Regions from separate parts of the Homo sapiens genome. Here region 1 is linked to region 2. Evidence: read pairs that join two places in POLR2A ChIA-PET (ENCODE). Cell type or tissue: endothelial cell of umbilical vein. All regions are shown on one strand. Each heading gives the region's core, and the rest is flanking DNA. Links, peaks and the distances in the headings are about the cores only. Region 1 overlaps DGLUCY (D-glutamate cyclase). Region 2 has its middle 11 kb from the start of GPR68.

Evidence for each region. ChIA-PET counts read pairs that join two places held together with the same protein. Peaks named below come from ENCODE experiments on the same cell type or tissue, not always from the same donor. Only the 100,000 strongest peaks of a DNase experiment are listed, where the experiment ranks them.
Region 1: POLR2A ChIA-PET joins it to region 2 with 7 read pairs; 1 of 35 experiments calls an interaction of 5 or more read pairs at or near these places.

The regions. Positions count from the first base shown.
Region 1 is chr14:91,145,590-91,153,450 of GRCh38, reverse strand. The region is part of intron 1 of DGLUCY (D-glutamate cyclase); the gene reads right to left. Among named protein-coding and RNA genes, the nearest start is that of SNORA11B, 23 kb to the right of the region's middle. RefSeq lists a silencer at 449-727. In endothelial cell of umbilical vein, for the core only: no CTCF peak of the experiment used is centred there; a DNase peak (open chromatin) is centred at 3,770; H3K27ac peaks cover 411 bases.
Region 2 is chr14:91,247,572-91,263,725 of GRCh38, reverse strand. It overlaps a transcript of GPR68 not described here. Among named protein-coding and RNA genes, the nearest start is that of GPR68, 11 kb to the right of the region's middle. RefSeq lists enhancers at 9,068-9,599, 9,600-10,131 and silencers at 10,095-10,154, 10,185-10,334. In endothelial cell of umbilical vein, for the core only: no CTCF peak of the experiment used is centred there; DNase peaks (open chromatin) are centred at 4,635 and 5,485.

The DNA of each region.
Region 1 (7,861 bases), core at 2,417-4,916, 110 kb after region 2:
AGCACTTTGAGAGGCCGAGGTGGGCGGATCACTTGAGGACAGGAGTTTGAGATCAGCCTGGCCAACATGGTGAAACCCTGTCTCTACTAAAAATACAAAAATTAGCCAGGTGTGGTGGCGCATGTCTATAATCCCAGTTACTGGGGAGGCTGAGGCACGAGACTCGCTTGAACCAGGGAGGCAGAGGTTGCAGTGAGCCGAGATTTCGCCACTGCACTCCAGCCTGGGCGACAGAGCGAGACTGTGTCTATAATAAATAAATAAGTAAATAAAGCTCACTGTCAGGAGGGATGGGCAGAGCATGTGGCTCACACAAAGGCAGCTGAGAAAAGGCGGCCAGGGAGGCAGGAGAGAAACTTTGTGATTCAGAAGCAAGTATTTCAAGGAGGAATTTACGGTCCGGGGAGGTCAAGGAAGAGAAAACCCAAGAAGCATCCACTGAACTTCATAACCCAGGCTCCTTCTTCCAGTTTATCCCACTGAAGCCCTCACAGCTCCACCAGCCCACAACGACAGGAAACACCTTATATTCATGTAGCATCATATTTAGAACCACGAAGGATGCACACGAAAAACAGAAGACACAGCTTCCTTGAAGCTTCCAGTCCAGTCAAGAAGATCCTATTATTTACAAGAATAAACAACTCACAGTGTTACAAAACTCCATTTTTGGTTTCTGTAGATGTCCCCTGGATCACTTCCCCAGAGTCCCACAACTTGATAATGGAAGAACAAAATGAGTAGGTGTGCAGACCTTGTCTCTCTACTCATTAATTTTTGTGGTAGGAGTTGCTCAATGTTTGCCAAGAGAGTTGCTGGTGGTAGCCTAAATACAACTGCAAATTTGCAAAATAAGTGTTGCTGCAAGGAAGAAGGCATCCTAACTGTATAATCATTTTATTTAAAAAATGGTATTATAATAGCAGAGACAAGATTGGGGAAATGCTGGTAGTCATAATTAAGATTTGTTTATTTAATAGGTTAAATACAAGGGCTCCCCACATGCAAAGAATTGTTAATGAAACAAGTATTTTCTTTCTTTATTTTTTTTCTTGAGACAGGGTCTTGCTCTGTCATCAGGCTGGAGTGCAGGTAGTGCAATGATGGCTCACTGCAGCCACAACCTCTCAGGCTCAAGCCATCCTCCCACCTAAGCCTCCTGAGTAGCTTGGGACCACCACAGGCATGCACCACTGTGCCCAGCTAATTTCTGTTATTTTTTTGTAAAGATGGGGGTCTCACTATGCTACCCAGGCTGTATTTTCTGAACTCCTGGGCTCAAGCGATCCTCCTGCCTTGGACTCCCAAAGTGTTGGGATTACAGGCATGAGCCACAACACCTGGCCAAAACAAATATTTTCAATGAAAGCAAATGGTGGTCCCTTCTCCTCCCCTTTCTAAACAATCCAGTCCTAAAGCCACAAGGTGGAGCTGAGTAAGGTAGGACTCCGTGGTGGGGAATGGCGGGTAGGGTCTCTTATGACATGAGACCCTGTCTATAAAGAAAAAAGAAGGGCTGGGTGGGGTGGCTCACGCCTGTAATCCCAGCACTTTGGGAGGCCGAGGCCAGGAGTTCAAGACCAGTCTGGCCAACATGGCAAAACCCCGTCTCTACTAAAAATACAAAAATTAGCCAGGTGTGGAGGCGCACGCCTGTAATTCCAGCTACTCAGGAGGCTGAGACAGGAGAATCTCTTGAACTCAGGAGGCGGAGGTTGCAGTGAGCCAAGATCGCACCACTGCACTCCAGCCTGGGTGACAGAGCAAGACTGCATCTCAAAAAAAAAAAAAAGAAAAGAAAAGAAAAAATAAAAAAGATGAATAATGAGATATAAAAAAGATTTTCTTTAGTACCATTCTTGAAATGTTTTGTCACTTTGCAATTATTTTAAAATAAAAAAAATAGGCCAGGCATGGTGGCTCACGCCTGTACTCCCAGCACTTTGGGAGGCCAAGGCAGGTGGATCATGAGGTCAGGAGATCGAGACGAGACCATCCTGGCTAGCATGGTGAAACCCTGTCTCTACTAAATAATAAAAAAAAATTAGCCGGGTGTGGTGGTGGGCGCCTGTAGTCCCAGCTACTTGGGAGGCTGAGTTAGGAGAATGGCGTGAACCCCGGAGGCAGAGCTTGCAGTGAGCCGAGATCACGCCACTGCACACCAGCCTGGGCGACAGAGCGAGACTCCGTCTCAAAAAAACAAAACAACAACAACAAAGAAATAAGAAACTATAGAAAAATTATGGATAAACAAAATGTGGTATATACATACAGTAGAATATTCTTCAGCCTTAAAAAGGAAGGAAATTCTGATGCATGCTACAACATGGGTGAACCCTGAGCACGTTATGCAAACTGAAATAAGTCAGACATAAGTGACAAATATTGTATGATTCCATTTCTATAAGACACCCACAACAGACAGATGGACAGACATGGAAAGCTGAATGGTGGTGACCACAGGCTGGGTCCAGGAGATGGGGTGGGGAATGGGGAGTTACCGTGTAATGGGCAGAGAGTTTCAGTTTGGGAAGATGAAGAGAGTTCTGGAAATGGAGAGTGGTGATGGTTGCACAACAATGTGAATGTACTTAATGCCACAGAACTGTACACTTAAAAATGATTAAAATGGTAAACTGTATGTTGTATATTTTTAACCATAATAAAAATTTTAAATTAAAATGTTAAAAATCAAGTTGTGATTGTTAAAAAACATTCGGATTAAGGCCAGGTGTGGTGGCTCATGCCTGGAATCTCAGCACTTTGGGACGCTGAGGCGGTAGGATCCCTTGAGTCCAGGAGTGCGAGACCCCCATCTCTACAAAAAACAAAAACTAAAAAAATTAGCTGGCATGGTGGCGTGCACCTGTAATCCCAGCTACTCAGGAGGCTGAGGCAGGAGGATTGCTTGAGCCCAGGAGGTCAAGACTGCTGTGAGCCACGATTGCACCACTGCACTCCAGCCTGGGGGACAGTGAGACATTCTCTCAAAAAAAAAGAAACATTCACATTAAATGTTTAGTTTCAAATTGTTGGTGTGAAAAGCAACAATTTTTCAATGTGTTGCTGAAAAGCACCACACCAGACTCAGTGTGTGTCTTGAATATCAAATATTCTAGCCCCGGGGCCCCTGTTCCAGCTCCACAGGAAGGCGCTAATATTGGGAAAGGAAGGTTTTGTGTGGGTGCTTCACACAGGCCAAACTGGATTTTTTTTTTTTTTTTTTTTTTTTGAGATGGAGTCTCACTCTGTCACCCAGGCTGGAGTGCAGCGGCGCAATCTCCACTCACTGCAACTTCCACCTACTGGGTTCAAGCAATTCTCCTGCCACAGCCTCCTGAGTAGCTGGGACTACCGGTGCCTACCACCATGCCTGGCTAATTTTTGTATTTTTAGTAGAGGCAGGGTTTCACCATATTGGCCAGGCTGGTCTCAAACTCCTGACCTTGTGATACGCCCGCCTCGGCCACCCAAAGTGCTGGGATTACAGGTGTGAGCCACCGCACCCAGCCCAAACATAAGCTTTATGACTCTGAAAATTTGGGAATAACTCTGTCTGCCCAGCATGACTGTGAATGTCCATTCTTAGAGAGTTCTAGAATATTTGAGAACCTCATTCTTCAAAGTAAATCTGCTTTTAGTTACTTAGCCAAATAAAGCAACCCAACCAAGTGGCAAAAGTCCAAGGTATGACTGCTAAGGGCAAGAAAGGCCAACCCTTCTGTTTCACAGTTTGCTTGGCCTGTAAAACTAGAGCACACGTGTTTGCTTATTTAGTACAGAGTTTCTGCAACGGGTCCATCAGGCCAAATTCCTGTAACCACAAAATATGATGCACGAAATCTACATGCAGGTTGAGTGTATGATACTGCCAACAGTAAACGCTGAGTCATCGGTTCCATGGTTAGTCCTAATGATAAACTAGGCAGTTCCTTTAAGGATGTTTAGCTACTTCTGGCACTGCACAGCTCAACCAACGGCCTGACCCACAAGCCTACTTCAGGGTCACCATGAGCACCACTCCCTGGTTGGAGAGACTGGGGGCTCCACACATCTCCATCACTGGGAGAGAATTTGCCAGAGTGATAACGACCTAGAGACACCACCTGCATACACAGAAGACAGGCTGAACTAATAGCAAAGTATGCAAACTCTTTGGGCCTCAGTTTCTTTCTTTTCTTTTCTTTTCTTTTTTTTTTTTTTGAGATAGAGTTTCGCTCTTGTTGCCCAGGCTGGGGTGCAATGGCACCATCTCGGCTCACAGCAACCTCCGCCGCACGGGTTCAAGTGATTCTCCTGCCTCAGCCTCCCGAGTAGCTGGGATTACAGGCATGCGCCACCACGCCTGGCTAATTTTGTATTTTTAGTAGAGACGGGGTTTCTCCATGTTGGTCAGGCTGATCTCAAACTCCCCACCTCAGGTGATCCACCCGCCTCGGCCTCCCAAAGTGCTGAAATTACAGGTATGAGCCACCGCGCGTAGCCTTTACTTTTCTTTTTTTGAGACAGGGTCTCACTCTGTCGCCCAGGCTGGGGTGCAGTGGCACAATCACGGCTTACTGCAGCCTTGACCTCCTGGGATCAAGCGATCCTCCTACCTCAGCTTCCTCAGTAGCTGCTACTACAGGTACACTGCACCATGCCTGGCTAACTTCTGTATTTTTTTGGTAGAGACAAGGTTTCACTATCTTGTCCAAGGCTGGTCTTGAACTCTTGAGCTCAAGTGATCCTCCTGCCTTGGCCTCCCAAAGTGCTGGGGTTACAGGCATGAGCCACTGCGCCCAGCAAGGGCCTCAGTTTCTTCATGTCAAATGCCACACATGCAGGACAGACATTTTGTTAGCACCTTCTGGTTCTATCATTTTCGTAATCTGTAACTAAACAATAATTTATGAGTTAATGATGTTATTGAGTTTTAAGTTTTTGGTTGTTAAAATAAATTCCTAGCCAGGCACAGTGGCTCATGCCTATAATCCCAGCACTTTGAGAGGCCAAGGTGGGTGGATCGCTTGAGCTCAGGAGTTCGAGACCAGCCTGAGCAAAATGGTGAGACCCTGTCTTTACTAAAAATACAAAAAAATAGCCAGGCATGGTGGTACACACCTGTGGTCCCAGCTACTTGGGAGGCTGAGGTAGGAATATCGCTTGAGCCTTGGGGGTGGAGGTTGCAGTGAGCCGAGATGGAGCCACTGCACTCCAGCCTGGGTGATGGAGAGAGATCCTGTCTCAAGAAAAAAAAAAAATCCTTTGTTAGAGATGTGTGTATCTTTCTTTTTTGAGACAGAGATTTACTCTGCCATCCAGGCTGGAGTGCAGCGGTGCAATCTTGGCTCACTGTAACCTCCACCTACTTAGTTCAAGCGATTCTCCTGCCTCACCCTCCCAAGTAGCTGGGATTACAGGTGCGTGCCACTGCACCTGGCTAATTTTTGTATTTTTAGTAGAAATGGGGTTTCACTATGTTGGCCAGGCTGGTCTTGAACTCCTGACCTTAAGTGATCCACCTGCCTCAGCCTCCCAAAGTGCTGGGACTACAGGCTCACGTGCGCCACTGCGCCCCGTCTGTGTTTCTTTAATTGAGAATAAAATTACCTTCAGTTGGTTGGTCTGGTCTCAGAATCACACATTGGTCCAGAATTACACTTGCCCTGCTCTGAAGAAGAATGCCACCTGAGAGCACAAATGTATAGAAAGAAATGTACATAATAAAGCCATCACAGAAGCAGATATGATGGGACAGATATAATAACAGATGCCCTTTCAACTTGATCCTCTCATGCTAGGCCTAAAATAAAAGAGTTAGATTTAGTGTGTGTATATATGGGTTACGTTTCAGAAGACATGAAATTGGTCTAAATCTAAATAAAAATGAGCTAAGCTCTGCCTAGGTTCATTTACATTCATCTATCAACAGCCTTGCAGAGATGGTTATGTAAGTGCTACGGGATGGTTCCAGCACTTGTTTCAAAGGGTCTTTCAGTCCATTCAAGCTGCATCCAAAAATAGTTGAGGCTGGGCCCTATTCTGTACTGCCTGTGGCTTCACAAACTGAAAACCACCATATCAGACGTGGTTATGCCCTACCTTGCTCGGCTTTCTGGGTTAGATCCTCTGAAATTTCATTTTATGAGTATTCCTGATTACCAAATGTTCAGAACTCAGCTCCTGCCCCACAAATTCTTTATGACATTGCATAAAACCAGTGACAGTGCCACATCCAGGCAGGATGAGGACCACGCACTCCTAACTATGGAGACAGGAATGCTGGCAGTGCTACTTTTGAGGTCACTGTTGGCCAAGATAATTGCTTCACTAGGCAAAGGCAAACCCCCTTAAGTGAGTTTCCTGAGGACTCAGAGAGGAAGGCCACAGGTGCTCCAGGAGGAGGATGCACCATCAGGGACCTTGGACAATGACAGCAAGACAGTGAGAAGCCTCTGGGGACCATTCTACAGGGGACTTCTTCCCTGGCCGTGCAGCTGACAGGCCCCAGGAAGCAGAGTCCCTGGGCTCTCCCTGGCAGCTCTCGGTGCATTTCCAGGGGAACAGCTTGGCAGCCCCGTGCTGGGTGGTGCGCTCCATCTATTTCTATGGTACCTATCACCATGGTACCTACTTGCTCTGAAAAACACAGCTAAAAACAGAACATAAAGAATAGGAGCACAGTCCGCTTCCCTGCAGTCACCTTCTGCAGCTGTTGTTATGCCTCAAGATTGCTCTCATGGGCCCCCTTCCATTCTGAGTTTCCATGTTTTTGTTGTTTGTGACCTTCAAAAACAAGAGGCTTACTAGCCGCATCAGCCTTGTCTTGGGGACAATGTGTGTGGCCTGAGGCTTCAAAAATGTCCCACTCGTCTTGCTGCAGGTGTACATTCCTCCGGGGGACACAGTCACCCAGGAAGCAGCTCCTCCCAGGGCTTGCTCGGAGCCCCATATGAGATGTTTTCGGGAAAGGGGAAAAAGTGGGAGTGGAGGATGACTGTGACGTTAGTGGGCATAGATGCCCCGAGGAAGGACCTGCGCTTATTCCAACAAAGAGGATCCTAAGCTTTCTCAGGAACATGCTGGAAATTGTGCTCAGGGAAAGATCCACAAGGCCAAATCACTTCTCCAAAGGTTTTCTTTAACTCAACAATTATCCTTCACAGCAGTGCTCAGCCCATCCATGGTAGTCAGACAGAACTTGAGTTCAGATCCCAACTCAGCCACTTGCCAGCCATGTGAGATTAGTGGGCAACCTCTCGAAGGTTAAATTTACTCATTTTTAAAATGGGGCATGGGCCAGGCATGGTGGTACACGCCTTAATTCCAGCACTTTGGGAGGCTGAGGAGGGTGGATGGCTTGAGCTCAGGAGTTTGAGACAAGCCTGAGCAACATGGTGAGACCCTGTCTCTACAAAAATATACAAAAATTAGCTAGGCATGGTAGCTGTGGTCCCAGCTACTCGGGAGACTGATGCGGGAGGATTGCTTCAGCCTCAGAGGTCAAGGCTGCTGTGAGCCATGATCACGTCACCGCACTCCAGCCTGGGCAACAGGGTGAGAGCCTGTCTCCAAAAATAAAAAAGAAAATTAAAGAGGGAAAAGGAAATGGGGATGAGTGTATAGACCTTACAGGGACAAGCCCCTTGCTGTGACCTCGGCCTCCATGGTCATTTCTTAGCTTTCCCATCTACAAAATGGGGAGGATAATGGCACCTGCTTCAAAAAAGCTTTGGGATAGTTCCAGGAGATGATGTATGTAAAGTGCTGAGAGAGCACCGGGTATGTTGCAAGCGCTCAATAACTGCTGGAGATGCAGGTGTGAGGAGGAGGAGGGGGATGGTGGTGACAGTTGGGACAAGGATGCTCTGTGGGTACC
Region 2 (16,154 bases), core at 4,301-6,800:
GGTCTGCACTGCTTCTCCTTCTTGCCCAAGATGATCAAAATCAAACTAAGTGGCCCCCAGCAATACACTCCTGGGCCAGTGAGCCCCCACCATCAACATTCAAGGGCCCCTTCTGTATCCACAGCATCACACACACCAGTCACTGAGAGAAGTCCTAGGATACCTCTTAGTCACTTTTGGGTTTCAGTTCAGAATCACCTCTTCCAGGAAGGCTTCCCTGACTTCCCGCCCTCCAGACCAGGTGCTTTTTACTTTGGCTCCTGAGGCGTGGCTCCTCCCTGCCCATTATCCTCCAATCATAGCTGTTATCAGAATGTTGTTCTTGCTGTATTCATCCTGGTTTTCCCTTCTAACCAGTTTCAAAAAATCTCAGCCCCCTCAAGTTCCATGTCTAGTATATACATCATGTTTTTATTTGAATATTTTACCTTGGGAGCTGGATTACCGCAGGACCTCCACTCAAAAAATGGAAACTCGAAACTTATGTCTTACCATCACTATTTTCAGATTCCGTCTGTGCTCCTCAATTTCCTGGGCAGAGTTCATCATTTCCAGGCCCCTGTGGTACAAATTCTGTTACCTCTGATTGACCCCTGGGGCTCCTGACTGAGGAGAGAGAGCAGATAGTAACCCACCTTCTAAAGAAAGTAGCTCCACTTCCAGCTCTCGAAGACTCTCAGCCTCCAAATGCTCTCCCTCTAACCCCAGTTCTACTCCCCGCCCCGCCCCTCCCCGCTGCCCCGTACTGACAGTGTGTGTTGGGGGGTGGAGATTGCAAGGTGGAGGGGGCTGCTGTTGGTGGAAGTCCTGATTAGGGAGTGGAGTCAGGCCCCACCACTAAAGAGGACCTAGACCCAGTGGTCAATTCCAAGGCAAGGGGGAAAATCCCACTCTTGGTTCTATTACACAAATATATTATTTTTTAAAAAGAAATTACAATCTACTTCCAGAAATAGAAAATCAGTACCCCTTGCCACAAAAAGAAGGTAATTAAACAAATAAAAGTGAGGGACTAGGCAGAAGTGTTATTAAACTTTAGCACCTGTGAACATACCTGAGGCCTGCTCTCTAGGCTAAAAAAGGAGATGAGCAAGAATGAGAGTGGTGTTAAAGCACCCATGTGAGGCTTTCTCCTTAGTGTAATAAGACAGATTAAGAAAGGATTGGGACCGGGTGTGGTGGCTCACGCCTGTAATCCCAGCTTTGGGAGTGGATCACTTGAGGTCAGGAGTTCGAGACCAGCCTGGCCAAACACGGTGAAACCCCCGTCTCTACTGAAAATACAAAAGTTAGCCGGGCATGGTGGTGCACGTCTGTAATCCCAGCTACTCTAGAGATGAGGCAGGAGAATTGCTTGAACCCAGGAGGCAGAGGTTGTAGTGAGCAGAGATTGCGTCACTGCACTCCAGCCTGGGTGACAGAGCAAAACTCCATCTCAAAAAAAAAAAAAAAAAACGGCTCTGACGGGAATAACAAAAATAATCACTGACTCCTTCAGTCAGCACCTGCTGAGTGCAGAGAGCCCAGCAGTGCCTGGAGTGATATAAAACAAACCTTCAGTTAATCTTGTTATCAACTAAAGGGCTACTTCTTCCAGGAAGTCCACCCTGATGTGCCCCTTCACAAGCTAAACCTCTCCTGCTGTAACGCTTGCCATGTTTCATTGCAATGGCATATTGTCTTCCACTCCTGAGTATAAATTTCATAAGAACAACCACTAGAGCCAGTTGCGGTGGCTCACGCCTGTAATCCCAGCACTTTGGGAGGCTGAGGCGGGCGGATCACCTGAGGTCAGGAGTTCAAGACCAGCCTGACCAACATGGTGAAACCCCGTCCCTACTAAAAATACAAAATTAGCTGGGCGTGGTGGCACATGCCTGTAATCCAGCTACTTGGGAGGCTGAGGCAGGAGAATTGATTGAACCTGGGAGGCAGAGGTTGCGGTGAGCCAAGATCATGCCATTGCACTCCAGCCTGGGCAACAAGAGCAAAACTCTATCCCCAAAAAAAAAAAAAAAAAAAGAACAACCACTAGGTCTATCTTGTTCACCTCACTGTCCTGGCACCGGCTCCACCCTGGCCCCACAGCCTAGAGCACAGGTGTTAAATGAGCTGATGAACGAATAATGAATGAATAACTGAGTGAGCCTCCCTGACTTCCAATTATGCCTTTCTTTCCTTCTCCCTGCCCTCCTCCCTGTCCTTATCCAAACCCTCCATCCTTCAAGGCCCTGCCAGGGGTCCGGCTTCTCCAGAGGCCTTTTTAAACCAACGGATCCACCCTAAGCCCTCTTGCCCCAGAATATTCCATCGCTGGCAATACGCATACCCAGGGCACATTCAGTTCCATGGTCTGGTGTGTTCCCCACACCTCCAGAGGGCAGGGGCTGTGGGTGACACTTAAACCACAGGTGCTCAGGAAACACTGAGGAGTGACTCCACATGGTCCAGCCTCCAAGTACAGAGCTGTGTTGGGTCTCAACAGCTGTGTTAGTTTCCTGTTGCTATGGAACAAATTACCACCAACTAACTTAGTATCTTAAAACAACACACATTCATTATTTTAGAATTCTAGAGGACAGAATAGAGTCTCACGGGGCTAAAACTAAGGTGTTGGCAGGGCCAGCCAGGTCCTTTGTGGAGGTCCAGGGGAGACTCCATTTCCTTGCCTTTTTCAGCGTCTCAGGCCTGCCTGCATTTCTTGGCTTGCGGCCCCTCCCATCTTTAAAGCTGACAGTGGATGGCGGAGCCCTTCCCTCTCTACATCACTCAAAGTTTCTCTTCTGCCTCCTGTTTCCACCCTTGTGATGACACTGGGTCCACTTTGATAACCCAGGATCATCTCCCCATCTCAAAATCTCTATCACATTTGCAAAGTCCATTTAATGTGTAAGGTAACATGTTCACAGGTACCAGGGATTAGAATCCAGTCATCTTTTTTTTTTTTTTTTTTTAACAGACAGAGTCTTGCTCTGTTGCCCAGACTGGAGTACAGTGACACGATCTCGGCTCACTGCAACCTCTGCCTCCCGGGTTCAAGCGATTCTCATGCCTCAACCTCCCAAGTAGCTGGGACTACAGGCATGCACCCCCACGCCCAGCTAATTTTTTTTTTTTTTTTTTTTTTTAGTAGAGACAGGATTTTGCCATGTTGGCCAGGCTGGTCTCAAGTGATCCGTGCGTCTCGGCCTCCCAAAGTGCTGAGATTACGGGTGTAAGCCACCGCGTCCAGCCAAGGCCACATTCATCTTTGAGGGCTGTTGTTCTGCCTACCACAGTAGTAGCTGTCCCTTGTAGTCACAGGACACACTGGCTGGTGGAATATTCCTAGTAGCTGACATTTACTGCTCCAGGCACATTACATGACACTCCATGAGTTAGGTGCCATCATTGTCATTTTACAGATAAGGAACAGAGGTTAAATAACTTGGCATGTGGCAGAGCTGGGATTTGAACCTAGGCAGTGGGGCTCCAGGGTGCACCTTCCTGGCCTCTTGGCTACACTGCCTCTCTGGCACCATTATTGCCCTCAAGATGCCTGGAACAGGCCAAGAAGATCTGAAGCCCAGCTCAGGAGGAGAATTTTCTCCAAGGTTTTCTAGGTAAGGCCCCTGTTTAGGCTACAAATTCTCTGCCAGTGATCTCTCATTTCAGCCCTTTCTCACCCTCCCACACCATCCACACTCTATTATAGGCACCTAAGCCGTGATCCAAGAGGGCTGGAGGGAGAACTGCCAATGGTTTTCTTCAGGGGTCCCAGGCAGTTAAGGCTGGAAAAGTTTCTGTGTGCCAAATACCACTCACATCCATCCCTGTCCTCCCCCAGCACCCGCACACCAAGTCACGTGAGCCCCACAGGAGGCAAATCTTATGTAGCAAATCAAAGAAAAGTAATCACCATTTACCCAGCTCACTGCCACAAAGAAGCCTGCACCCTTAAATGAGATTGGAACACATACGCCTTCCATGGGCATCGGGGGAAGAAGGGATGGCTTAACATTTATTAATTGAGCATTACTAGGGTCAGGCACAGTTCTAAGCGTTTTATACTTACTAACTCAGTTAATACAACAACCCTGTGCAGTACTGTTTTGTTGTTGTTGTTGTTTTGTTTTGTTTTTGTTTTTGAGACAGAGTCTTGCTCTGTTGCCCAGGCTGGAGTGCAGTGGCAGGATCTCGGCTCACTGCAACCTCCACCTCCTGGGTTCAGCAATTGTCCTGCCTCAGCCTCCTGAGTAGCTGAGATTACAAGCGGCCACCACCATGCCTGGCTAAGTTTTGTATTTTTAGTAGAGACAGGGTTTCACCATGTTGGCCAGGCTGGTCTTGAACTCCTGGCCTCAAGTGATCTGCCCGCCTCAGCCTCCCAGTGTGCTGGGATTACAAGCATGAGCCATCGTGCCTGGCCCAGTACTTATTATTATTATACTCAGTACTTATTATTATAATAATACTCAGTATTATTCCCATTTTACATATCAGGAAACTAAGGCACAGAGAGAATGTCACTTGTTGATGGTCACATAACCAGTAAGTGGAGGAGCCAGGATTGGGGCCGTTCTCCCTAAGCAGGGAACCAAGGCAGAGGCTGACCAGAGCTGAATAGCCCCAGCCTGGGTCATGCTACTTCCGTCAACAAAGCCCCCTCTTGTGCCTTCCCAGCATAACCTGTTGTTTTTGGACCTGGCAAGGCTGGTTTCCTGGTTTCTATGTCAACCACACTTCCATTTAATTAATTTATTTCCATTCCTTTTTTCTTCTTCTTCTTTTTTAAATAGAGACAGATTCTTGCTATGGCTATGGCTACAGTCTTACCCAAGCTCTTCTTGAAGCCCCGGCCTCAAGTGATCCTCCCACCTCAACCTCCCAAGGTGCTGAGATTACAGGCATGAGCCATCATGTCCAGCCTTCAACCAGATTTCTTGACAGCACCTTTATATGTGATTCTTACACCAATCTTCATTGTTAACCCCATTTTAAAGAAGCAGAAACCAAGGCCCAGGGAGGCTACATAACTTGCCAGAGCTCTCAGAGCCAAAAAGCAACAGATGTGGAATTCAAACCCGGGCATTCAGATGCCCAAGTTCCCTGCACTCCCACTCTCCCAAACTGCCTCAGCCTGAGCAAGCCCAACCTGAAGCCTTCCTCCTGGAGTCCAAAGTCCAGCCAGGAATGTGACATGGGCTCCCCAGCCCTCCAGATGTGTGTGCTCACACTTTGTCTGGACTTGTTCCTCCTTGGCCTTCGAACGTTCTGCCCTCAGATGTCCCCATTAGTCACAGTCTGTCTGAGAGCCCTCGGATTAGCTGGATGGGAGCAGACGCAACTTTGTGGTGGTCATCAGGTTGTCCCATTCATCAGCTCAGGCCTGAGCCTGCTGGAGTGTGGTCGTTGCCAGAAACAATAACTCTTAGGAAAGAAAACCAGCCTCTTTCTGCCTGAAACTGTCCTGAGAGGTGCTTGACTCAGCATCGGCAATTATTTCCCAGAAGGAAAGTTACCGACCTGATTCGGCAGCCGCGTGCTCCGCTCTAGAAAGCTCATGGTGACGGGAAGCACAGGACAGGGGTGGATCAGCAAGAGAAGGCTTGGGCCTGAGCAGAGACTGAGATGAGCTGGCGCTAGAACCGAGGGAGGAAGTAGGGACTCATTCTGTTGTTTAGGGGATAAAGAGAGATTTCCGCGAAGGCTAGCCAGCTGTGCTAATTGGAAGAACGAAGTGGAAAAACAGTGATTTTCAAAAGTAGATCATCTGTGCACATTCTGAAATATATGCACATTTTTCCATTAGTATGAGTTTGCAGTGAGGATGTATCTGATGCATCCGTTTCTGTATCAGTCAGACTCAGCAGGAAGCAGATGGCACCCTCAAGCAGGGTAACTGATGAGAGTTTAACACAAAGGTGTGGACAGGGTTAAGGGATGGTGCCACACGGTGGGACGGCCATGCCTCAGGAGCTGTTACTAGCCCTAGGCTTGCAGGAAGAAGGAAGAGACAAGTGCAGGACAGGGACTCCAACAGGAACTGAGCTGACATCTTCAGCCGAGGGAGGCAGCCAACCTGAAGTGACCCTGGCAGAGTGGATAAATACTGCCGGGTCTTCACTCTCCTCCCATCCTCTGATCTCCAGTTAGTGCTTCCTATCACCCAAATCTAACAGACGCTGGAAGGCAGGGTGCCGGGTGACATCATCCTTAGAGTAGGGGGATGGAGACTGGATCTGGATAGGTGGATAGAAAGTATGCAGCACATTGCTGGTGCAGGAGCCTCTTTCACACATTCCTTTGGCTGCCATTTTCTGGACACCTGCAGTGTGTCACTCTGGGTTTGACACTGGGGAAATGCAGTGAATGAGCTGTCCTCAGGCTCTGTGTAGAGATTCTGCCTTTACAGATGCCAGGATAAAAAGAAAATCCCACAAGTGACTGGAAAAGAAGAAATGGATGCAAACATCACTGGCACTGGGGGTGGTGAATTTCAGACCATGTCTCTGGAGCCCAGCCCAATGTGGGAGATAATTTCTGTGGGCGAGACAGATAGTTATTAGTGCAGCATTTCCAATCAGCATTTCAAAAGCGTAGGTCATAATTTACATTCTCTAGGCTCAGGAAGGTTCTGGAAGACAATATGTGCTTAATTTACCATTAGTGAGCTGTTTTGTTGCTTGTAAAGCCAGGTTTTATTTACAAAACAACAAATTCTGCTGTCTCTGCCAAGGACTGGACATCTTGACACCAAGAAACATAGCAAAATCCAGTCAAAAGTGACTTTGCAAGCAGTATGATGAATTTCTATATGGTTCTCCAGCTCCAGCATTTTCTTAGGGAAAGCATGGCCAGAAATGCCCAAGTCTGTATTTTGGCAACAGCCCAAGCTTCTCAGACTCCACTGGCCAGTTCCAGATCTTTAAGTAACTATAATAAGAGCCATGCTGTCTGTCTCTAAAAAGTGAAGCATGAATCAAAAGTGACTTTGTTTTAATTTAACAGCATTGAGACTGTGAAAGGCACTGGATATGTTTAGGCACCTGTAAACGGAGAATGTGGGGTGAAAAAAGAGAGGCATAGCTGGGTGCGATGGCTCACGCCTGTAATCCCAGCACTTTGGGAGGCTGAAGCAGGCAGATCACTTGAGGCCAGGAGTTTGAGACCAGCCTGGCCAACACGGTAAAACCCCGTCTCTACTAAAAATACTAAAAATTAGCTGGGTGTGGTGGCACACGTCTGTAATCCCAGCTACTTAGGAGGCTGAGGCATGAACATTGCTTGAACCCAGGAGGCCGAGATTGCAGTGAGCCAAGATCATGCCACTGCACTCCAGCCTGGGTGACAGAGGGAGACTCTGTCTCAACAAAAGAAAAGAAAAAGAGAGGCAGGAGACAGGGCCACCAAGTACTGGCACACTGTGCCAACTCCAGGGACCACCAACTGATAGATTGCAGCATGCACGGCACCCTTGAGGTTGTGCAGTGTGGTAGCCCTGGCAGGATTCATTCTGTAATACATTTTCTACAGGGCATGCTCTGTACTCCTGATAGTCAGAGTCCTCGATCTGGCAACTGACAATGAGCTTTAAAACAGCCCACCTCTTTCCTAGAGAGATAAGACGAGGCAGAACAGAATCATTGGAAGAAACAGCTTCAGAGTCAGAACTCCTGTCAAGTCCTGGCTCAGTCACTTGGGAATTGAGTGGCCTCAGGCAATTTATGAAACCTCAGTTTCCTGATCTGTGAAATGGAGAGAATAAAACTACTTGTTTTGGAGATGAAAAGAGATCATGCACAGGCACTAAGGACACAGGAAGCATTTACAAGATAAGAGCAATTGAGCCTGCAGTGAGCCGCCACTGTACTCCACTGTACTCTGGGGGACGACAAAGTGAGACCCTGTTTCAAAAATAAATAAATAAATAATAAATGATAAGAGCTGCAAATAAGAGGATATTTGGAATGTCCAATGACAGTGATAATAACAGCTAACATCTATTGAACCCTCATGTGTGCTGGGCCTTGAGCTAAGGGCTTTACTTGGTTTAACTCATGTAATCATCTTAGCCCTCATTTGAAGATGTGTCTCCATTTCACAGATGGAAACAGGCACAGAGAGGTTAAAAGACTTGTCCAGGGTCACCCTACTAGCGCGTAGTACAACTGGAATTCAAATGCTGACACTGGCTTTCAACGCCAAACTCTTCACAACTACATTCAGTTTGGCAACTTTTAGAAAGCAGATGTGAATTTTTATGGCATAGTCAACCCAGAAAATTCCACTTGTGAGGACTTTCTAAGGAGGAATTTCAAAATGAAGACCAGCAGAGGAGGCTTATCCAGCCTCTTAGCCTGCTGGGATGTTGCTGGGGTAGTGCCCAGTGAGAAAAGCAAATCCTCCCGCCTCCACACTCCCTGTGCCTCTCTCTGCCTCCTCCTGCTCCCCGGCCTTCCCCCGCTAGGGCACCTTCTGTCCTCTTACCCACTGTCCATCCTTCTGGAGATTCACCTAGAGGCTAAGTCACACCGTGTGGAGCACTGAGCCACCTAGAGGGGTTAGCAGAAGGTGAGATGTTTGCTCTCTTTCTCCTTCTACCTCCCCTGCCTGCAGTTCCAATCACCCTTCATCCCTAACCTGCAACCATCTGTCCTGACAACCGCCCAACCTTCTGCAGACTCTTGCCGTGACAGTTCCAGACATTCATTTCACAAATAGGAATGGGGGCACCCTGCTTTGAGCAGGATAACTGGGCTGAGAGCAAGGGCCCTGTAGAGAGACAGCTGTGTGCCAGCGACCCCAGCGGCAGTGCAATGCTGGGAAAGGGGCTAAGGGCACACAGCAGGGTTCAGCACACATTACCTGGGGCAACCAAGAATGCTCCCTAGGGGAAGTGACTTGGGGTCTTAAGATGGGGGCAGGAGTTCAGGAGGTGGGAAACAGGAGGTCTATAGAGTGGGGAGGGCCACAGGAGCCAAGGTATGCAATTGTGAAAGAGCAGAAGGAAACAGCCAAGGGTGGCTTGGGACAGGATGTGGGTAGGAGGAGGGCTTCTGTACCCAACTGCCTGGATTTGAATCCCGAGGCCTCTACGTACCACCTGTGTGACCTTGGGCAAGTTGTTTGCCCTCTCTGTGCCTCATTCCCCTATGTATAAGATGGGAATAACAATACTGTCTACATCATAGAGCCCTGAACATCAAATGAGTTAATGTAATTAAGTACTTAACAACAGAGCCCAGCACACAGCTGTGCTCAATAGATGCGGGCTGGGACTATTATTACTATTATCTGTGAGGATGTGGGGCAGAGGGGCCTAAGGCCTCCTTGAATTATCAAGAAGGTCAGTAGGAGGTCCTCTAAGCCATCCCTGCGGCAGACAGGCTCCGGCTCTGAGGAGCACCGGGCAGGGACCCAGGAGGCTGCAAACCTAAGTGCAGATCCCCAGGCTGGGCTGGACAGGCTGAGGTCAGGGCAGGTGCAGAGAGGCCCAGAGCTGCAACACCGCACTTCATTTATTGCGTGGCTACTGATTTGCCCGTGCTGGGCACACGGACGTGGTAAAGGACAGAAGGGCTACTCCTGGACTGTTCTCTGGGCTTCTCACCCTGCGGTTGTGGTGAGAGGCTGCTGACAGCCAGGGCACCCGGGAGTGGGCGTGGCTGGAGAAGGACCCCTGTCCTTTTACAGCTAGGCCCACTCTGAGCCCCACGCAGTGTTCTAGAGCCTGTCCCCCCAGGGCAGGATGGTAGTGGGGGCAGGGGTCCCTGAGCCATTGCGGCCCTTCCCGGCAGGCGCCAAGCCTAGGGGCTGTGGTCAGCGTGAAAGGCAGGGCATGGACCCTCACTCAGGGCTGCGTGTGCCCGACGTGGGTGGGGGGGGCGTGGAATCGGAGCACAACTTGGCCCTGCGTTCCCAGGAAGGGACCCGAAGACCTCCCCAGGCCACCCCGCCATCTGCGTGCGCGCTGGCAAGAGGAGGGGCGCGGGGTAATGGTGGCCGGCGCCACAGCCCCGCGCCGCGCAGGTAGGTGTCCCCGCGAGCCAACCCCTTTCTCTCGCCTCGCCTGTGGGTCCCCGGCGCGCCGGACCCCGGAAACCGCGCGCGGGCCAAGGCCGGGTCTCGGCACCTCCCCCGGAGCGGCCCCGCGAGCGCGGGGGAACCGGGCGGGCCAGTGCGGGTGCAGGCGCGTGCGCGTGCGAGGCGGGGGCGCGCCCCAAGCGAGGCCGCCGGGGCGTGGCGGGGGCGGGAGACGCGGCAGCGGCCGGGACCGCGGGTGTCTGTCCGCGAGCGCCGGCGCGGCCCGGTCCCTGTCCCGGGCGGGGCGTCTCCGCCTGCGGTCGCCGCCCGGGTTAGCAGCCGCCCCCTCGGCTGGCTCCGCGGCCACCTGGTAATTACTCCCGCCCCCACAAAAAGTGCGAGACACCGCGAGCCCTTCATTTCCCAGAGCCCGGCCGCACCGGCCATTCCGAGTCCGTTTGGGCCTTTACATCCCCCAGATCTGCGCGGCCCCTCAGGGCAGCCCTGAGATCCCGACAGCTCCCCCTGCCACCGATGAGGGGAGAGCTGGCTCACTGCTCGGTGGGCTGGGGCAGCGCCAGGTGGGGTCCTAGGTTGCAGGCCCCCCACCCCCCAACTACTCCGCCAAGCAAATGGCCCAACGGAGGCAGCAGGGTCCAGGTGGTCCTCTGGGTGGTCCCCCAGCTGGAGAACAGGGGCTGCGGTGGCGAGAGGGCACAGGCAGGGGAGAGAGCCCTGCCTTGGAGCCAGAGGCTGTGTAGCTTTGCGCAGGTCACCTGCTGTGGCTGGGCTTCTGTAAAACTGAGATGAAAATGTTAGCCATTGTCACCTCACTGAGGTGTGAGGCTGGTTTGAGAGTCTGCAAATCTGAGATGCTATAGTTACGTTTGGCTTTACTCCCTCTGCCCCTACCTGCACACACAGGATCGCTTCCAAAAGGAGGCAGGGAAACAAATTCCTGAGCTCAACAGTGGAAGTGGGGCTGGACAGTGAGGATGCTGTGGACTGTGGGCTTTTCACTTGCCAGCCCAGTTCCAGAACCAGATAGTCTAAGTCCAATCCCAGCTCTTCCATATTTTAGAGCTATTACTGGGCAAGTCGCTTTTTTTTTTTTTTTTTTTTGAGATGGAGTCTTGCTTTGTCACCCAGGCTGGAGTGCAGTGGTGCAATCTTGGCTCATTGCAACCTTGACCTCCTGGGTTCAAGCGATTCCCCTGCCTCAGCCTCCCAAGTAACTGGGACTACAGGCGCCCACCGCCATGCCTGGCTAATTTTTGTATTTTTAGTAGAGACGGGGTTTCACCATGTTGGTCAGGCTGGTCTCGAACTCCTGACCTCAAGTGATCCGCCTGCCTCGGCCTCCCAAAGTGCTGGGATTACAGGCGTGAGCCACCACGCCCAGCCTATGTTGTCTCTTTCTAAGCCTCTGAGTTTTCTGTGAAATGGGCAACATAGTAGGGCGGTTATGGGATTGCACAGGTGAAATCCGACCTTGAAAGCCTTGCAATGTCCTCTGAATGTCAGCTCCGCCCACTTTTATTATTACTGTCATACCACACGCTTCTGGGTAAGGTGCACACTGTCAGAAGAGAAGACTCAGCTAACAGGAAACAAAGTGGAAAACAGGTTCAAGGCAGCAAATGTAAAGTGTGAAGGTGTCCAGAGGTTGGTGGACTTCAGTGGGTGGACCCAAAGAGGGGCTGGTGACTGAAGACCCCTGAGGGAAGGAGGAGCACTTGGCACCAGCCACGGTGAGGATGATGATGATGGTGGTAGAGGAATGAGCTTTAGCATCAGAATTCCTGTTTCATCTTTCCTAGCTGGTTGGCCTCAAACAAGATATTTTAACTTTCTGAGTCTCACTATCTCATAGGGAGAGTGGAGATGATAATACCTACACCTCAAGGAATTGTTATAAAAATTGAAATCAAATAATTATATGAATGAATCCAGCACATGATAGGCCCTAAAGTGATTTGGGGAGACAAATAATTTATGTTCCTGTTATCTATTGCTGCATAACAAACCACATTTAAAGATATTAACTTAGACCGGGCGCAGTGGCTCACGCCTGTAATCCCAGCACTTTGGGAGGCTGAGGCGGGCAGATCACGAGGTCAGGAGATCGAGACCATCCTGGCTATCACGATGAAACCCCATCTCTACTAAAAATACAAAAATTAGCCGGGCATGGTGGCAGGCGCCTGTAGTCCCAGCTACTCGGGAGGCTGAGGCAGGGGAATGGCGTGAACCCGGGAGGAGGAGCGTGCAGTGAGCAGAGATCGTGCCACTGCACTCCAGCCTGGGTGACAGAGCAAGACTCCGTCTCAAAAAAAAAAAAAAAAAAGAGTAGCGGCTACGTGTTTACACTTCAGTATACCCAACCCAACTTGCAAGTCTTCCTCCTGATTAGTTGGCAGTCTTTCTTGCAGGGCTTGGTGGGGATGGCTCATCTCTGCTCCTTGGAGCATCAGCTGAGATGGCCCTACTAGGGGATCCTCATCCAGGATGACATACTGGTATGCAAGACAAGTCGAACCTGGCTGTCAGCTAGGGGTGCAGCAGGGGCTGCTGGCCAGGGTTTGGTTCCGCTCCATGTGGGCCTGTCATCGAGGCTGCTTGGCTTCCTCACAGCATAGCACTTAGGTTTCAAGAACAATTATTCCCAGATGACAGGAAGTGGGAACTGCCAGTCTCTTCAGGCTTAGCCTCAAAAACCGGTACAGTGTCGCTTCCATGCTATTTCTGTTGGTTAGGCAGTCAGAGGGCCTGCCTAGGTTCAAGGGAGGGAACTTAGACCCCCACTTCTCAACGAGGAAAATCTCAAACAGTTTGCAGCCACCTTGGGTCGGCCACAACTTGAGTCTTCTCTTCTGCATTTTTTTTTTCTGGGTGCCATGGTGATGAATTAATGAATCTTTTGCAAAAGTTGAAGTGTTTCTCCCAGGAGAAGGACCTGCAGAGACAGACATGGGCCTTATCACAGTCCATTTTGGTCAGAATCAGTATCTCTGGGCCTGACACAGGGCTAAGGGAGCAAGCATCCTACCCAGTGGCCTCTCTAGCATCATTTTCCCTGGAACCTCTGAGGCTTCAATCCCCAGCTTTGTCAACCCTGGGGACAAACAAGAGGGAGAAGCCAACAAGAGAGCAATTTGGATTCAAGAAAATAGGTTTGGGCAGGTGGCCCGGGGTTGAGTGTAATGAGCATATTTGAAGCTCTCAAGTCGCTGGAGAAGTCTGTTTGTTTTTCAAGAGGGCTGCTTCCTGTGTGTTTGGAGTGACTGTTGTCATACATTATTAGGTTATTAATTGATGGGCTGGAGCACTCTGCAGGCAGTGGGGGCAGTAGGCCACAGGGGTTGCCATGGCAACCTCCAGGTCTGTGGTCTGTGCTGCGGCTGCAGACAGGAGAGATGCCCCAGGCAGCTCAGACCTTCTCAGACCACAGACTCTCCTGGCTGCAAGTCCCCGGTTCAGCACCAGGAAATGCACTTCCACGTAAGGCCACTCACTCACACCCTGAGAGTCCAAACCAAGCCTCTTCTTGTTGCCTCATCCTATATCCTGACTGTTTCCACCAGATTGTTAGTTTCTGACTTCAATTTTAGCCACGCTGGCCTTCCCAGCAGGCTACAGGAAGAAGCAGAATTTAGATTCATTTATTCACCCAAACGTTCGGCATGTTTTTGGTGTGCACGGTGCCTAGCAAAGAACAAAATAGACCCAGCTCCTCCTTCCCCAGGCAGCTTCCTGTGTAAAGGGGAAGATAGGCATTAACCAATAGTCACACATATTTCCATGCATTACATTGGTGAATATTAAAATACAATGATGGACCAGGTGCGGTGGCTCATGCCTATAATCCTAGCACTTTGGGAGGCCAAGGTGGGCAGATGGCTTCAGCTCAGAAATTTGAGACCAGCGTAAGCCACATGGTGAGACCTTGTCTCTACTAAAAATACAAAAATCAGCCAGGCATGGTGGCATGACCCTGTAATCCCAGCTACTTGGGAGGCTGAGGCACAAGAATCGCTTGAACTCGGGAGGTGGAGGTTGCAGTGAGCCAAGATCGTGCCACTGCACTCCAGCCTGGGCAACAGACGGGAGACTTGTTTCAAAAAAATAAATAAATAAAAATAAAAATAAATAAATACAATGATGGAACCAATCCCTTGCATATACTAAAAAATTTTTTTAAAAATACAGTGAGCTGGGCGTGATGGCCCATACCTGAGTCCCAGCTACTGGGGAGGCTGAGGCGGCAGGATTGCTTGAACCCAGACTTTCGAGGCTGCAGTGAGCTATGATCGCACCATTACACTCCAGCCTGGGTGACAGAACAGGGACCCCATCTCTAAAAATTAATTAATTAATTAAAAATGAAAACACAGTGAATTCAGACCTTGAATTGAATACCAGCACTGCTGCTTGCTTGCCAGCTGTGTGACCCTTGGTCTTGGATAGCCCTGAGCTTTCAGTGATAAAGCTGGGATGATATTTACCTGGTGGGTTGCTGTGAGGCATCAAGGCAGCCTATGGAAAGCTCAATGCCTTGCTTATACTGGGAGCTCAAAGCAGGTGAGCACCCACCCTGCATCCCCTTGCTCAGCACCCGTTTGTCATTTAGAACCTCAGGCCACCTTCTTTCTGTGTGAAGCATGTGTGAGGAGCCCTTGTCCCAGCTCCCTTGTACCACAGTGATAAAAACACTCAGAGCTCAATTTTTCCTTCCTTCCCTCCCTCCTTTTCTCTTCCTTCTTTCCTTCCTTCCTTCCTCCCCTCCCCTCCCTCCTTTCCTCCCTTCCTTCCTTTGGGTCTTTCTCTGTTACCCAGGCTGGACACTACAGCCTCAAACTTTCAGGCTCAAGGGATCCTCCCTTCTTGGCCTCCCAACTAGCTGGGACTACAGGTGCGGGCCACCACAACCAGCTAATATTTTAAATTTTTGTACAGACAAGGTCTCACTTTTTTGCCCAGGCTGGTCTCAAACTCCTGGCTTCAAGCAATTGATCCTCCTGCCTTGGCCTCCCAAAGTGCTAGAATTACAGCTGTGAGCCACCATGCCTGGCCCTTTCCATTATCAAGTATTTATTTAGTCCAAACACTTGTGCAGCATTATAGCAATTGCCATGGGGATACAAGAGATAAAGGTGGTCCTCAGTTCATGTTAGAAGGGCAGAATCAGGCCGGGCGTGGTGGCTCACACCTGTAATCCCAGCACTTTGGGAGTCTGAGGAGGGCAGATCACGAGGTCAGGAGATCAAGACCATCCTGGCTAACACGGTGAAATCCCATCTCTACTAAAAATACAAAAAATTAGCCAGGCGTGGTGGCGGGCGCCTGTAGTCCCAGCTGCTCAGGAGGCTGAGGCAGGAGAATGGCGTGAACTCGGGAGGCGGAGCTTGCAGTGAGCTGAGATTGCGCCACTGCACTCCAGCCTGGGTGACAGAGCGAGACTCCATCTCAAAAAAAAAAGAAGGGAAGAATCTCGGGCCCTACCCCAGACCTACTGAACTGAACCAGAAGATACACTAACAAGATTCCTGGGAGATGTATAATACATGCACACTAACATTCGAGAAGCAGCGCTGTACAGGGTTTTTGTTTTGTTTTGTTTTGCTTGACACATGGTTTCACTCTAGTCGCCCAAGTGTGATCTCGGCTCACTGCAACCTCCACCTTCTGGGCTCAAGCAATTCCCCAGCCTCAGCCCCCTGAGTAGCTGGGACTACAGGCACATGCCACTGCACCCACCAATTTTTTGTATTTTTTGTAGAGACGGGGTTTCACCATGTTGCCCAGATTGGTCTCAAACCCTGAGTCAAGCAATCCACCCGTCTCAGCCTCCGAAAGTACTGGGATTATAGGCATGAGTCACCTCACCCAGCCAGCACTATACAGGGTTTTAAGTAAGTATCACAAGGTGGGTGTGGGAGGCAGAATAATGCCCTCTCTAAAGAGGCCCAGTTCTTAATCCCCAGAACCTGCCACTGCGTTACCTTACGTGGCAAAGGGAGATTAAGGCAGCAGGTGGAATTAAGACTCCTAATCAGCTGACCTTAAAGTAAGGAGTGATCCAGCATTGTCACAAGCAAGGACCCTTTGAAGTGGAAGAGGGAACATGAGAGTCAGAAGAGGAGATGTGA